4 separate regions of the Mus musculus genome follow, and regions 1, 3 and 4 are each linked to region 2. Evidence: chromatin loops called from intact Hi-C (ENCODE). Cell type or tissue: heart. All regions are shown on one strand. Region 1 overlaps Klf13 (Kruppel-like factor 13). Region 2 holds the start of Mtmr10 (myotubularin related protein 10). Region 3 holds the start of Fan1 (FANCD2/FANCI-associated nuclease 1). Region 4 has its middle 3.1 kb from the start of Gm39023.

The links. Peaks named below come from ENCODE experiments on the same cell type or tissue, not always from the same donor. Only the 100,000 strongest peaks of a DNase experiment are listed, where the experiment ranks them.
Region 1: a loop joins it to region 2, with 4 times the contacts of the local background. A loop is called at or near these places in 7 of 42 quality-filtered maps.
Region 3: a loop joins it to region 2, with 2.8 times the contacts of the local background. A loop is called at or near these places in 4 of 42 quality-filtered maps.
Region 4: a loop joins it to region 2, with 2.0 times the contacts of the local background. A loop is called at or near these places in 4 of 42 quality-filtered maps.

What each region holds. Positions count from the first base shown.
Region 1 is chr7:63,934,807-63,938,806 of GRCm38, reverse strand. It overlaps Klf13 (Kruppel-like factor 13), which reads left to right. Exons shown (of 2, transcript NM_021366.3): 1 at 1-840. The coding sequence starts at 261. Among named protein-coding and RNA genes, the nearest start is that of Klf13, 2.1 kb to the left of the region's middle. In heart, CTCF peaks have their summits at 1,510 and 2,496; DNase peaks (open chromatin) are centred at 1,036, 1,416 and 2,316; H3K4me3 peaks cover 3,382 bases; H3K27ac peaks cover 2,855 bases.
Region 2 is chr7:64,285,928-64,289,927 of GRCm38, reverse strand. It overlaps Mtmr10 (myotubularin related protein 10), which reads right to left and starts at 2,258. Exons shown (of 16, transcript NM_172742.2): 1 at 2,087-2,258; 2 at 1,529-1,589. The coding sequence starts at 2,146. In heart, a CTCF peak has its summit at 2,376; a DNase peak (open chromatin) is centred at 2,317; H3K4me3 peaks cover 2,230 bases; H3K27ac peaks cover 1,263 bases.
Region 3 is chr7:64,372,466-64,376,465 of GRCm38, reverse strand. It overlaps Fan1 (FANCD2/FANCI-associated nuclease 1), which reads left to right and starts at 2,410. Exons shown (of 14, transcript NM_177893.4): 1 at 2,410-2,531; 2 at 2,712-4,000. The coding sequence starts at 2,963. In heart, a CTCF peak has its summit at 2,410; a DNase peak (open chromatin) is centred at 2,425; H3K4me3 peaks cover 1,497 bases; H3K27ac peaks cover 1,000 bases.
Region 4 is chr7:63,853,722-63,857,721 of GRCm38, reverse strand. No RefSeq gene overlaps it. Among named protein-coding and RNA genes, the nearest start is that of Gm39023, 3.1 kb to the right of the region's middle. In heart, a CTCF peak has its summit at 2,232 (motif pointing left); a DNase peak (open chromatin) is centred at 2,241.

The DNA of each region.
Region 1 (4,000 bases), 350 kb after region 2:
CTAAGACAGGCCGACTCTGACGCCGCACGCGGACCCTCCTTACTGGAGCCCCCCATGCGCTCACCCTCCAGTGCCCGGCCAGGCGGACGCGGAGCCGCGCGGGTGACGGCAGAAGCGGCTACGCGCCCAGCCTAGCCCAGCCCAGCCCAGCCGGAGAAGAGGGCGCGCCGCGCCCCCGCCCCCCGCCGCTCCCGGAGGCCGTGGGTGCGGATGCGCCGCTGACGACTCCTGCGAGAGCACCGCGCGCCCTAGCCCGCAGCATGGCAGCCGCCGCCTATGTGGACCACTTTGCCGCCGAGTGCCTCGTGTCCATGTCCAGCCGCGCAGTCGTGCACGAGCCGCGGGAAGGACCTGAACCCCGGCCCGAGGGCGCGGCCGCCGCCGCCCCCACACTGCCCCGCGTTGACGAGCGCCGCGACGGCAAGGACAGCGCCTCGCTTTTCGTGGTGGCTCGGATCCTAGCGGACCTCAACCAGCAGGCGCCGGCGCCCGCCCCCGCGGAACGCAGAGAAGGGGCCGCTGCGCGCAAGGCGAGGACCCCCTGCCGCCTGCCGCCTGCGCCCCCTGCGCCGCCACCCGGCCCAGAGCCCGCCTCCCCGGGACAAGCAGGCGCGCCGGCCGCGCCCCCCAGCCCCGCGTGGAGCGAGCCGGAGGCGGCATTGGAGCAGGAGCCCGGCCCCGCGGGGAGCGGCGAGCCTGGCCTCAGACAAAGGGGTCGGCGAGGCCGGAGCCGCGCGGACCTCGAGTCCCCGCAGAGGAAGCACAAGTGCCACTACGCGGGCTGCGAGAAAGTTTACGGGAAATCTTCGCACCTCAAGGCGCACCTGAGAACTCACACAGGTCAGTGGGGCGGCGGGGACGCCGCGAACGCGCGGACTAGGGACTGCTTGGGACCGGCCACGCCCCCAGAGCTTCGGGCCCAGCGCTAGAGGGGGCCGGGGCCGAGGGCGGGGAGCCATGAGCTGAGGGCGATCGCAGCCGCGCCCCTGTCCTGGCGCTCTGGCCTCGCGTGACGCTGGCCGTGGCGCTTGGAGCCGGCGCCCTCTCGGCGACCGCGCCCCCATCGGGCACGCCCCCTCCCAGGCTCTTGGGGCGGGGCCGCGGGGGTAGATGTCGTCATCCGGGCTGCGGGCGGCGCGGGCAGGTGCGCTAGAGGTGGTTGGGGGGGGGGGCAGGCGGCGCTCCCTTTTGGGGCGTAGGTGCTCGGGGAGCTGGAGTCTCGCCACCCCTCTTCCCAGGCCTCCGGGCGGGCTCTGGCGAGGGAGGGGCCGGCTGGGGCGGGCGAAGTTCACGCGGGGACAGGGCTCCCTTCAGCCACTCGGCACATTCTTCGTTCTCTTCTTCCTGTAATTTTTCCAGGGCTCTAAGGTTTAATTTGTCGCAACCCGACCCAGCGGCGGCGCTGGCCGACGCGGGGGGCGGTCCCAGTCCTCGCTCCCTACCCCACGGCTCTTTGTGGGAGCCCCAGCCCATCCGGCCGGCGGGGGCGCGCCCGGCCGCAGGGGGCTGCGCTTGCTCTAGGAAGGCGCGCTCCGTTCACTGACCTTTCTGATCCAACTCTCACTTGCTCTTGGGCTGTGTGCAGGCAGGTGGCACCTGTACCAGGGCGGCCGGCCTGAGCCTGAAACCTGGGATGGCGTGAGGTCACTCGCCTCTCTGGTTTCCGGGGACCGCTTCGCAGCTCGACTCTTGGTAGTTGATGTCGAAGTCCGACTTCCCCCCTCCATTTTTGGTGTTAACACAAACATTTAGGGTTGGTTGGGGTTTTTTTGTTGTTGTTTTTTCCTTTTTTGAGCTCACAGAAACTCTTTCGTAACAGTTAACTCTCAAGTTCACTGCAAAAAATACTTAATTCCGTTACTTTGTTACCGGGGTCTGTTCTTTTCGTTGTTGTTGTTGCTAACAGTTAAGTGACCGACCGAGAAGCTCTAGACATGCAAGTCGTGGAGACTAGAGCTCAAGGCCCGTGTGTTCATAATGGAACGAGCCGGAGCTCTAGGCCAGGGAGGTGTCAGAACTTTCTCTATAGAGGCCGGGGGTTGGGGGGGGGGTCCTCAGCCCTTATCTGTGGTCCCTCAAACCACGTGGCAGGTGATGGGATTGAGTGAAGACTGTCATCTCCCGGCATTCGGAGTCGAAATTAATGGTCTGTGAGCCCAGAAGGTGGGTGGGGTTTGTGTAGGGTTCCCAGTTCTGCTCGGGAAAGCCGCTGCTGGGGTGGGTGTGGCCATGGGGGAGGAGCAGAGAGCTTGGTTCAGAACTTGATGGACCAAGAGTGCTGAGTTGGGGCGGGGGTGTTCGGCGAACTATCGAATTGAGAAATCTTGGTGCAGAATATTTCACCGTGGTTTCCCACTTGCAGCACCCGGTAGCCGATCTGGTGAAATGCAGAGGGCTTGCCTGAGGGGAGGGGCTGGATGTCGTGGGCGGGTTGGGTCCAAGATGTTTTTCCTTTTTGGCTCGCTCCTCCTTTCAGTCTCAGTTGGCGTTTAGAAAACGTTTGGGGGCGCTGGGGACCGCATCTTCCGTAATGGAAAGGGAGCCATTCTCTTCGGAGCGCCAGGAAACTCAGAGCAGGTAGAAAGAATAGAGTCGGCCTTCTTTTTAGTGCCAATAGTGTGCTATTCGGTTTGTTTTAAGAGTAGGTAATCGGAGCCGCTCTCCATATGTGCCGAGGGAGGGAGGCTGCACCTCTGGGGTTGTAAGGTTCCAGGCCCTCTTGAGAGCGGGGTTAGGGAGGCCTGTAGATGTCTAGGCTGCATCTTATTTGGTACCCAGGTGAGTCTGATGATGAGAGTTGCCCATTTCAGATGCCTGCTCCTGGGTGGAGTCTGGTTCTGCCTCTAATCCGGGAAGCCCTGGGAAGCCATTGCTAGACCTTGAAGCGCTTAAGTAACTCATGTTCTTAAGAGACAGGGTGTTTCTTGGGCACAGAAAGGATTCAGCAAGATGGTCCCAGGGAGTGACTTAATCTTCTCAGGACTTCCGAGTAGGCTCTGGCTCTGGGGCGGTTTGGTTTGTGGATCTTACTTAGTAGGGTACTGGCTGACTGATGCCTTGCCACATCTGCTCCACCCGAATACCCCCCTCGAGAATAATAGTGGCAGGAGTGATAATTTTCACCGCTTTAGCTAAAGGTAGCCGGCAATTTTCCCAAGCCTCGCTGTGGTTTGGTGGCTTGTGCCTGGCCACTTGGAAAGCTGGGATGTTTAGTGCCTTTCGGAAGACCAAGGGTCCCTAGCAAAGGGTTTCCTCTGGTATGGATGTCCTTTGCAAAGAGCTGCCCCTCCTGCTTAGCTACAAGGTGATGACCCCTCCCTCCCTAGTAGTCTCTTGGACCATTGCCTACATTTCTGTAGTCAGTGTTAGAGCAAATGAATAGAACAAAGAAACGCAACAACCCAGGCCACTTGTTTACTTAATTGGAACCTCTCAGCCCATATTTGGGGAGTTTGGTGACCTTACTTTTGGAGGAGCACGTTGCTTTGGAGGCTGGGGGGTTCAAGGTGGGAATATGAAAATTTTCAGAAGGTCTACTTCTTTGAGCAGCAAACTCCCCTACCCCACCCCAATCTGGATATTCCTGCATGGCCGGTAGGCCTGCGGTGGAATGGTGGTGGGTCACTCAGTTTTCAGATACCCTGAATAGATTCCTCCTCTCTCCTTATTTCCATAAAGAATTGTCTTCAAAGCTGTTTTGCTCTGCTATCCTTCTAGCACCTAGAACCGAAATATTTCCTTGACTGCTGCCTGGGTCAGGCTGCATTGTGGCTCTCAGGGCACCCTGAGGAAGGTAAGCACAGTGAGGCATAGTCTCTCCCGGCAGCCAGGAGTGAGGTTTGTGGGCGCCTGCTCTTGTTTGGGACAGGGACAGGGGCTGGGAAGTAGAATGAAGAAACCTGTAGTAGAAACCTGTGGCAGTTTCCTGCATTCATTTCTGAGGGTTAGCCTGCAAATTTCTCCTTCCCCACTAAGCAGGAATTTGATTCTTCATGGGATT
Region 2 (4,000 bases):
GAAATGGTAGTAGTAGTAGTAATAGTAGTAGTATTAGTAGTAATTTCAAAGACTAATTCTTCATTAAGAAAATTCTTCAACCATATTCATAATCACATTTTTCCTAAGCATAGCTTAAGTTTAAAAGCTAATTAAAAAAAAAACAAAACTTGAGTATTTATAGTTAGGACTACATTGTTTTTTAGTGTCAGAGCACAGAATTGCTGAGGGGAGACCTGGCTGTCTAAAAACCAGTTCAAAGCGAAGGCAAAGTTCAACAGCTTCCAGACACTTGGTCAACACGCATACTGCTCCCCTGGCTGTCTCTGCTGTGCCTACGGTGGCGAATACCAACACGGAGCATGCACGGGGGCAAGGGTTGCTCAGTACTGCTTCAGCTCACTCTCAGGACCAGCAGAAAGGGTTCATCAGTAAACACTGAGGAGAAGACACTAACAAAAGCCAGAAAAAATATAACTCTAGTAGTCTACAAGAACTTTTAAGAGTTGGCATCTGCCATACGGAACCAAAGGCTGACGCTTTAACTGTTCATCTCTACTACACTTCAAGTTCCCACACTTGTGAAGTCGTAACTCTCTTATTAAAGGGATGAATTTGAGACTTTTTTTTTCTGACATACAAAACTGGTATTTGATCATAATTTAAGCTTAAGATAGATAGGCCTTCCTAAATGTCTGGTTATTTGCCCCAATAATCTTATTAAAACACCGATTTTTCTTTAATTATTGTGTAATTGCTACACAATTCAAAAATAGTAATCAAATAATAGTTTTTCTACATTGTAAAACTGTTTTCTATGAATCCCTACTTCTATTTGTAAGGTCTCCATCTAAGATAAATTTGTTCTTAACAAATGATTTCCAAGAGGCTCGAGCACACACACACACACACACACACACACACACACACACACGGGGATGCCTGGAGACATTCTGGTTGTACTGAGGATGTTAGCAGTTAGCAGAAGATGGGGGCACCACTATCATGGAACTGATAAGAGGCCAAAGAGGTAGGGATGGCTGTCAGCTCAGGACAGCTTCTCACAAGAATTGCCCAGCCTGAAAGGTCAATAGTGTCTCTACTGGGAAACAAAGTTCTAAACTGAAAGAAGCAAACTTGCAGACAGCTGACAACTTCAAAAGCCAATTACAGAGTCAGTCAATGTCTGCTAAGCTTTGTCATTATCTTAGAACACAGACATGCTTTTCATACTATCAAAACACATTAAAATGATTGGATTATTAATCATGATTTCATTAGGTGGTAACACATATGGAAAGCATAAGAACTTTCACTACCCAAGCAATTAGATTCATCTTTCAAAACTACCCTTTCAGGAGACAGAAAAGAAATGAGGTAGTTATTCTCTTGAAAGTCTTCTATTGTACTTTAAACTTTCCGAGACAAACATCAATTATGTCTAGCCAACTCTCTGGAGAAAGTTAAAAATAATGGAAAGGGAAAGAGAACTACACAATACCATTCCGTACAATCTCAGTCCAAGGCACATTCAAATTCTGAAATTTACCTGGCAAAAGGACCGGCTCCAGCTTTTTAATCTTCGGTTCGGAACTGATCTTATCGTCAGTCTGAAATACAGGAACAAAATAAAGCAAAATCCAAACACCGCCCTGTCACAAGATACTAAGGCAGATTTTCTAAGTGATGACACATGCAACAGACATATATCCCCTACTAAAAACTCTTTCAGGTCCAAATAGAGATCGTTTTAAGATCTTCTCGTCGACTTGAGAGCCTCACAATAAACATATTTACAACAGCCCAAGCCGCTTTCAAGAATTCACAGCTATGAGACAGGTAAGCTCTGCGAGGTGTCCACAGCGCTGCAACCATCTGGCAGTCACCGCAGGGTCGGTGCCCAGCCCCGAAGGAAGGAAAGAAATGCAGCTCCGGACGGTTCTACGATCTCGTCACACGGCAGGACTAGGGACCGCAGGACTTCGGCCAGAGAATGGCCGCCGCCGCGGAGCGCTACAAGTTTCTACTGCGCCCGTGGCTCCCGGGAGGCGCGCTTGCCGGCGACTCGTCTGGGTCCCGAGCCCCCCGCCGGGTCGCGAGCGCTTACCTGGGCCGGCGGCAGGAGGTAGGACCTGAAGCTGGGTCTGGGCGGCTTGAGAGAGAACATGGTGCCGCCGCCTGTGCGCCCCGGCCCTATGGCCGGTCAGAAGTCTCCCGGTTCAGCGTTCCCGGTGCAGCTGCCCAGGCCGGGTCTGCGGCCCGCCCCGCCGGGCGGACTGACGGGCGGGGACGGACCAGGCCGAGCGCCCGCCCGAAATAGGCGGAGCCTGGTGGAGCCACGCCCATCCCCGGAAGCGACTCGCGCGGAGCTGCAGTCAAAGCTTTCAGTCTCTAGGCGGTACTGTCACGGAGCGCGACGCTGGAGTGGGGCGCCACGGGGACCCGAGAGGCCATCTTGAGAGCGCGCTTCTACGGAGGCCCGCAGGGGTCACGGAGGATTTCACAGGCCTACTGCGACTCACGAGGGTCATGCCGGCTTCGCGAAGCTGCAATGGCCTGTGGTGGTCAGTGTGCACGGTAGCTGCTGTTCCAGGACCCGAGTCCTCCGGCATCTGCGATGGCTGCTATATTAAAGGAGGGAAGACTTTTCTTTCACCTCTTGCTACCAATTGATTTAACCACTGGTTTCCTTGAGGTTCTGAGGCTTGGCTTGTGCTGAGTGCCTGGGACAGATGATACTGGCTGGCAAACCAGAACCCCCAGTTTAGTTTTCTGATTTTATTCTTCTCGTTAAACTTTAAGTGAAAAGGGATATTAAGCAAGTTGTCTCCCCACGCCCCTTTCCATCCTCATTTATAAAGATGCTATTCAACAGGTAAGTTAACAGAATTCCAGGGAGAGAAGACCCCATCGCTGGTGGGAACCAAACACTGTTAAATTTCAAACCCTGGGACTAATAGGTCAGGTGCCTGTTTAACATATAGCATACCTGGCTTCCAGGTTCTCTCAGCATCCCTTAGTCCCTAGCTTTTATGGGACCTGTTATGGTTAGCATACCCAACCCTCTACCCAGGGACTCTCCAACCCAGGGACTGGGCTGCCCTTCCCCAGAGGCTCTTCTCTATAAAATCCAGTCATTTTGGTTATTTAATGACTGATCTCTTTCACCTTTTGCCCTCTTGGCTGCTACACCTTCTTCCTCTCTCTCCTCTCCCCCTTCCTGCCCTGCTCTCCTCACATGGCTCATGGTCAAGTCTACTCTGAACTCTCCCAGATTTCTCTGCCTCTGGCTATGATCTCCCTTTTATCTACAAAAAACTTTCTCCTCCACCATACCAAAGAGTAGTCATGTCCTTTCTTTTCTTTCCCTTTTCCCTTCATTCATACAGTAGGTTGTGGAAATGAGAATCTGCCACTTAGCTGCAAAGGGCTGTCCAACTTCAGCACAGCATAGGGTATGTCTAGATTTGTTGTGCCTCTGAACTGAAGTAGACTTTGGTGGGAGGGGGCCAGTGGTATTCCATGCCCCTATACTTTGAAAAATAGTGGTCCAAACTCAACATTTTATCATGAATGTCAGAGGGAAACTGACGTGAGCCCCAGAAATCACAGTCATCATGCAGACAAGTGCACTGACATCACTAATACTGTGTGTTCTTCAGCTTGTCCTGGAGTCAGAGCCCTGAATCTTTCTAGCTTATCTGTTTATAACACTTGACTGTATTTTGACATGTAAATTCAGTTGAACTACTCATGAAAAAACACTGGTACATATTTAACTTTTATGACGATTCTGTTACTTTTCTACCTTAAATGGATGTATTCCCTAAAAGTCTTCAAACACTTGTGCTCTTTTGGGGGGAGGGGGTGTTGTCCATATTTTCTTAGAATCTGCATCTTTTATGCATGTCAGCAAAAAAAACTGAAAAATGGGGGAACTCCAGATTTGTTATCTTTCTGGATAATTTTAAAATACCATATTCTGCATATCTAGTTGTACTAGTCCACTTAGGCACTTGGG
Region 3 (4,000 bases), 87 kb before region 2:
ACTGAATCAAAGACCATGGAGAAACAGTTTACGGGCTTGTTCTCTCTGGCTTTCCCATCTTTCACATACAACACAGCACTATTTCCTAAGGGGTTGTACCGCCCATAGTGGGCCAGGCTTTGCCTTTGTCGGTCATTGGTCCAGGAAATGTCTCACAGACTTCCCTACAGGAGTCTTTAGAGGCATTTTCTTAACTGAGGTCTTTTTTTCCCCTCAAGTTGACAAAAAATAACCCTTATTTGCTTGATGGGAACTGTTTGAGACTTCATGGTGCTGTGGCAAACTTAATTGGAATGCCTTTCTGGGACCAGAGGTGGCGCATACCCATAATGTCGCCACTCTGAAGATGGAGGCTGGAGGATAAGAAATTCAGGATTTTCCTTAGCTCCATAGTGAGTTAGACACCAGCTTGGATCACACTAGACCCTAGAAGAACAAAAACCAAATAATAGAAAGCGTGTGGGTTTTTGTGGTTGTGAAACAGGCCTGAGCTTCCACACCCTCTCCCTGCACTGGTGCTCTCCACTTTCTCACCGTGTTTCCTGCTATGAGAAGCACCCAGAGCCTGCCGCTTTGCTCATAACCAGCTGTCTGTGTACATAGTGCTTTGACTTCTTGATTTTCTTCTCCCACTACTGTGTCTTCTTTCACAAAACAGCACCTTCATGTGTGTGGCTTACACCTTCCCCTGTAGTTTTGGTTTCTTTAAAAATCCAGTTAGGTTATATGAATATGTTTTTGTTTTAATCCCAGGTGTGGGATACGGGGCTGCTTCAGATTATATACAGCTGTGAAATATTACTGTCTTCTGTTGGGGTTAGGGGGATTTTACCAGTTGCAGATAGTTTACTTCTGGGACTCTGGAGAGGGTCTAAATGCCAGAGCCCGGAGAGAGCCTGTGGTAGCTGCTGCTCCCCATGCTCCTGCCTCTGCTGCTGTTGCATCTGCTATTGCTGAATTGCTGGTTTGCTGGACTGCTGGATACTCTGATGAAGAAGGATGGACGACCCTCAGCAACAGAAAGTAGCCTATAGAAGTCTATGCCTCCTTTCCCCTCTAATATTCTTTCCTACCTAGCGTTAGGGAGGTGGAAGGGAGAAGGGTGGAATAAGAGATGGAACTGAGGTAAAGATATGAGAACCTAATGATGTAATACAACAAATACGCCAACATTTTCCCCTTTGTCCATTACGTTTTCTTCTTTCTTCAGTCCCATTTGCTCCGGCCCAAAGATGTATTTACTGTTACATGTAAGTACACTGTAGCTGTCTGCAGACACCCCCAGAAGAGGGCGTCAGATCTCCTAACAGATGGTTGTGAGCCACCATGTGGTTGCTGGGATTTGAACTCAGGACCTTCAGAAGAGCAGTCAGTGCTCTTAACCGCTGAGCCATCTCTTCAGTCCCAGCCATTATATTTTAACACATGAGTTTGGGGGCCATTCTCTGACTATGGCCCCACTAATAGGACATTTAAAAATCTCCCCAAGTTGGTGTTTGTTTCTGAGACAGAGTCACACTATGCAGCCACAAGAAGCCTTGTAGACCAGGCTGCCCTCCATCTCAGATCCGCCTGCTCCTGCCTCCCAAGTGCTGGCATTAAAGGTGTGTATCACCACGCCCAAAAACATCCTAAATTTTATTCAAAATAGGATTTATCTTTTTCCTCTGAATAAATACTTTTGAGTAATTATCTCATCTCCCCACACTTTAAGGTGTTAGTTTTAGCAGTGATTTAACTATTACATAGTTTGTATTTTTGTGGAAATTTTAACAATTTGCTATACCAGGCTCTTGTATGTGCACATAGTTAGGAACTACATTTTAAGTCTAATCGGACTAGTTTTACCTTTAAAGTATATTAATCATGACCATTTCCTGTCATTATTGACCTGATTTATTTGGTTTTTCTATTTATTTTCTCTCTGTTCATCTAACTTTCTCTGGTCCTTCTTTCATGTCAAGTCAAACTAATCATAAAATATTTATCATGATTAGCGTATCATAGCGTTTCATTAATTTTTAGTTGTGTTAGGAATGCTGGGTGAGATGACGGCATGGCTTTAATCCCAGGACTCTGGAGGCACAGGCAGGATGATCTCTGAGTTAGAGGTGATCCTGGTCTACAGAGTGAGTCTGTAGGTCTACAGAGAAACCTTTACTCAAAAAACAAAACAAAAAGGGATTACCACCACAACGGTTAATGTTCTGCTACCTTAGTGTAAAGCTCTTGAGGTAGTAGAGTACAATCATGTCACAGTTTCCTCAGTCTACACACTCCATTTCTCTTTTGGTCCGCCTTCTGCTCGATCACTCTGTCCTCCACTAGCTGAGCCTTGGAGCGAAGACGCGGGGATCGGCTGGGGATGCCTGTAGCGCCTTGCTCTGGCTGGTCCGGGCTGCGCAGAGCGACTGCCCGCCTTGTGGCCCTTTGAGAGCGACTCAGCCTGTTCCGCTGCAGTGAGTTCAGGGGAGTCTGAGCGAGTCAGCGTCCTCTTTTTAAGACAAACGGTTCTTAGAAAGGCCCTGAAAGTAAGTGCAGCTTGGTCCTTCCGAAGCGAGGGACACAGAGCATGCGCGGAGCTGCAGGTCCGCTCCGATCTGTATCCACTTCAGGGTTCTCGTTCCAGAAGTTGCCATTCTACGTTTCAGTTGTCGGCCGACCCCGTAAATGTATAAAAATATTTTTAACTCATGTATTTTATTTTGTAGGAAGAAGTTGAACGAATAACGACATCAAATGCTATTTCACTTTGTATTAGTTCACGGCGAGAGTAAAAGTAACCCTTTAGGGTCCTTCACCTGGGGTGGCCGCTGTATTAACTGATGAGGAGGTAGCAGGGACCCTTTTTTTTTGTTGTTGTTTTTACTAATTCAAGCCAAGTGAATGAAAGTAAAACATTTCGGTCCTTACCTGAGATGACCTGATTTTCTTCTTGGGTCGCCCACTTTCTCTAATAGTCATGCCGTCACAAAGGAAATCACCTGATCAAAAAAGACCCCGTAGAAGCTTATCTACCAGCAAAACTGCAAAAAGCCAGTGTCATTCGATTACTTCGTATTTTAACAGTGCACCACCTGCTAAACTTGCATGTTCAACTTGTCATAAAATGGTGCCCAGGTATGACCTCATTCGGCACCTTGATGAGTCTTGTGCTAACAACGGTGTTGGTGATGACGTTCAAGTAGAGCCTGCTCAGGCTGGATTAATGAGTCCAACTGTGCCTACATCAGATTTACCCAGTGGTCCTTTAGAGAATGTGACACCTCAGAAATTATCACCACCAAAGAGAAGTTTAATTTCTGTCCAATGTGGTTCAAAACTGGGCATACAACAGCAGACCAGTCCCTACTTTAAAGATGCCTTAGTGTCCAAAGATCAAAATGAGCTTCCAAATCAGAGTGTAGAAATTATGCCTTTGGGAAGTCTGACATCGAAATTGTCCAGACGATACTTAAACGCTAAAAAATCACTCGCTAAGAATGAGGGACTAGCCAGTCAGTGCCCACAGACTTCTCCGTCCACACCTGGCACCAGCCTGACTGATAACTGTCCAGAGATGGAAGACAAAGATGAGGTTTTGAACAGTTCCCAAAAGGAAAACATTTATTCATGTGCACCTCTAAAAGAAGAGAATGCTTCAGAACAGAAGGTAAAGAACAATAAAATAACGGGAGATGAAAGCCAGAAAGCTTCCTGCGGGGAGCCAGCCCTCACCCCTGCATCTGCAGAGCATGCTTCCATATTACTGTCCTCAGATTCAACTCTCGTCAGTAACACGAAATCCTCTCCGGGAGACACTCTTGTAAAGCAAGAAAGTGCCAGAAGGGCAGATGTAGGGCTTGCTGAGCCGCTCGAGGTGCGCAGTCACAAAGAAGTACAAATGACTTTCGATGCTGCGGCCAAAACGCTGGTGTCTGGGGAGGCAGAATCAAATGGTCCTACCGATGTTGACATGTCTGACATGACTACGTGGAGTAACAACCAAGAGCTTGTCAGG
Region 4 (4,000 bases), 430 kb after region 2:
TCAGGGGCCCGCCATCACATCAGGGGAACCCACTAAGCCAAGGGACGGGGCTGTGCAGGAGATGTAATAGACCATATGAACTGTCTGCTGTTTGAAGGCATGGTGGAAGAGGCAGCCAAACCTAGCCAGCTGTTGACCTTTTGGTACTGTGAAAGGAGTGGTGGGTATCTGGGAGATGCTCTGTCTGTGGGTCTGTCCCTCAGTGTTCATCCATGCTCATTTACAGTACCTTGTTCCAGGGCTTTGGGGCCTTTGTCGCTTCTAGATCTCTCTAAACACCTTGGTTTTTGAGCCGCAGCACCACAACCACAGCCTGCGAAGAGTGTGTGTTGGTGTTAGAACAGGACCATTGGCCCTGGAGAGTCTAAGTAGGAGGCTAAGGCTGCCTGTGGCTTACAAATAAGAGGCGGTGGGCAGGCAGGTACCATTTCCAGTTTTCCTATCCAGGCAGCCCCAGGCATTCCTGGGCTGGAAGAGCTGGCAGCCCTGGCAGCTGGGTGCCATCCATATGGTTCCCTTTGATCTACTCCAAGGACTGGTGATGTCACCAGGTGGCTTTTCATTGAAGATGGCACCAACAGCTCATCCTTGCCTGGGTAGTCAACCCTGGCTATGGAGGTCCTCACCCTGTTTTTCTTTAGAGAGTGCCACTAGTCACCTCAGGCGATCAGGAACAGATGCAACTATAAGAAGCCCCAGCTAGGCTGTGTGTGTGTGTGTCCACCCCCTTCGGAACTGAACTCACCTGAAAACAAGGGCTCCTCTGCTCCAAAGGATTTAGTGGGCGTGGAGTCTGCCTTTCAACATTGCCAAACCACCGCATAATCCCCTCAGATTCCCACAGCCATCAGGCCCACGCAGGGGCCCGGTGATACCTTGACACCCACTGCTCCAGGCCCAGGCCTGTTTCTTTCATTCCTAGAGGAGGTCCGGGGGCGCTGGAACCTGTGCTGCCTTCCAGCGCTGGGTGTGCCCTGAGTCAGAGCTGGCTCACACTGGGTGGGTAGAAGCACCAGAATGCTGTCCTTGGAGGGGCACAGGAGCACTAGCCACTGGGAGGCAGGTTCTGTAACTCAGGGGCTTTGTGTCCACAGGGACCACGAGGAGGGGCTGAGAGCCTGTCACACTGGGCTTCACATCTCCCTGCCTTATGCTCTCACAGGCCCTTCGACTCTATGCAGTCAAGCCTCTGTAGTCTCCTTTGAACTGAGACTATGTCCTTCATTCAGGGGATCTACAGTGAGCTGCCTAAGGTGGGGGTGAATCAGATCTCCAGGATAGCATCCTTGATGCTGGGGGAATCACAGAAGCAGACATCAAGAGGTTCAGGACCAAGAGGGAACCCAGAACCCTTAATTTTAGAGCCTGCCAGACATGGGTCCTACTCTCTCCTTCCAACCCCTCCTCCTCCTCTCTGCTTGAGCCTTCATGAGGCTCAGCCTTTGGGCTTTGCTACTTCCAAGGACTTCAGGAATCCAGGGAGTGCAGGCATCCAGGCTGGGGGTGGGGGATGGGAAAAAGGCCCACCTTCACTTTCAGGCCTGCATTTTACCTGGGGATGGCTGAGAAGTGCATGCACATGTGTGTTCACGTGTGTATGTAAGACAGGAGACATTGCCTTCTACCTTGTTTGAAGCAGGATCTCTGTTGTTCGCTCTCCATACAGCATACCAGGCTAGTCTGCCCAGGGACTGCTTGAGAGTCTGCCTGTCATCTCTCTGGGGGGCGGGGCTTGAGGATTGCAGATGCGGTCTGGGGTCCTCTTGTATGAATGGGAACATTCTACCCACAGAGACATCTCCCAGCATTCCCCTCTGTTTTAGACAAGATGGCCTGACACGATCTTCCTATCTCATCTAGTTCTGCAGTAAGGAATCATACAAATGTGTACCGTCGTGACTAGCTTTGATTTTAGCCCATTGTGGATTTGGGGTCTTCTGATTCGGGATGCTCACCGTGAACTTTCTAGTCCGATAGAACCATGGTGAATGGTGCTAAAGATGCATCGCATCTTCTTCTGCTATAGCAGAGGGGGGGGATGAATGGCCGACCCAGACTCCCTGCCTAGCACCTACAGGGCAGTGTGACATGGCCATCATTTAAGTGACACCATTAGGTGACTTGTCCAAAGGAGATACTGTGCCAGCTCCCAAGGGCAATTAAACCCCACCTCTTCTGACCTGCAGAGTTTTGCTCTTTTCACTATTGTCCACTGGGTCTGTCTGCTGCCCCCTGCTGGGTGGCACAGTCATGTTGGTGAGGAGCACAAACCTTCTAGCCAGTTGATGCATCCAGATCAAAAAATCTTTCCACACAACAAAAAAATTTAAAAATTGGGCCTGCTTGCCTTGAAGCAGGGATCCCGTGGCGGCTCTGCAGGAACTACCTGCAAGAAGGCGGAGCCAGGCACAGAGGCTCAGAGATGGAGGGCTCACCATGCTAATGGATGCCCTTGCTCTGGGTAGCCCTAGCCTTCCACATGGTAAGGTTGAGCCTCCTCACACCTAGGAGCTGCAGTCAATGGGAATGTCCCAGCAGCTCCAGGCAGAAGCAGTTTCACCCACAGGCAGCTGGTGTCAGGATTGCCTACCCGAGGATGGCAGCTGCCTAATTCCAGAGGCAGGGCCCTGGTCCACCTCTCAGCAGAATGTTCAGACCCATGTGGGGACGGGGATTTCTAGAAGACTCCAAGGGTTCTTCGGGCTCTGGGAAATGTGGTCTGCCTAGAGGTAGGTGTGTTCCTCTTTTTATTTTATTTTATTTTATTTTATTTTATTTTTTCACTTTATATCCCACTCACTGCCACCTCTCCTGGTTCCTCCCTCCTACAGTCTTTTCCTCTATCCCTCCCCTTCTCTGATAGGAGTCCCCCCACCCCAAAGTCTCTGCAGTGCTAGGTTCATCCTCTCCCACTGAGCATCATCCTCTCCCACTGAGGCCAGACAAGGCAGCCTGTGTAGAAGAACATATTCCACAGACAGGCAACGGTTTTTGGCATATCCCCCCCACCCCCCGCTCCTGTTGTTCGTGTCCCTCATGAAGACCAAGCAAGCTGCACATCTGGTACATATGTACAGGGAGGTCTAGGTCCAGCTCCTCTATGCTCTTTGGTTGGTGGTTCAATCTATGAGAGCTCCAAGGGTCCAGAGCTGTTGGACTCTGTTGCACTCTTCCTGAAGAGTTCCTGTCCCCTTCGGGACACTCAATCCTTCCCCCTACTCTCCCATAATAGTTCTCAAGCTCCAGCCACTGTTTAGCTGTGTGTGGAGCATCTGTCTGAGTCAGCTGCTGAGTGGAACCTCTCAGAGAACAGCCATGCTAGATTCCTGTCTTTGAGCATAACAGAGTATCATTAGTAGTGTCAGGGATTGGTGCTTGCCCATGGAATGGGTCTGGAGTTGAGCCAGTAACTTGTACAACCACTTTGGACATCAATTTGGTGTTTTCTCAGAAAATTAGGAATACCTCAAGACCCAGCTATACCACTCCTGGGCATATACCCAGAAGATGCTCCAACATCTCACAAAGAAACTTGCTCTATAGCAGCTTTACTTAAAATAGCCAGCAACTAGAAACAACCTAGATGCCCCTCAATGGAAGAATGGTAGAGAAAATGTGGTACATCTACATAATGCAATACTATTCAGCTATTAAAAAACAAAGACATCATGCATTTCACAGGCAAATGATGGAACATCTTCCTTTGGAGAGATAGCTCAGGGGTTAAGAACACCTGGTCTTCTGCTTATTGCTTTTGGGGGTACTAAGCACACGTGTGGTCCATAGGCATACCTATGTATATATACATGTATGTATGCGTGCATGTCTGAATGTGCATATACATGCAGGCAAACAACTCATACACATAAAACAAAAATTGAAAAGAAACAAATAAGTTTTTGAAATTTTTTTTTATTTATTAACTTTTTGAAGGGTGGGACGTGTGCATGCCACAGAACACAGATAAAGGTCAGAGGACGACTTTTGGGAGTCTGTTTTC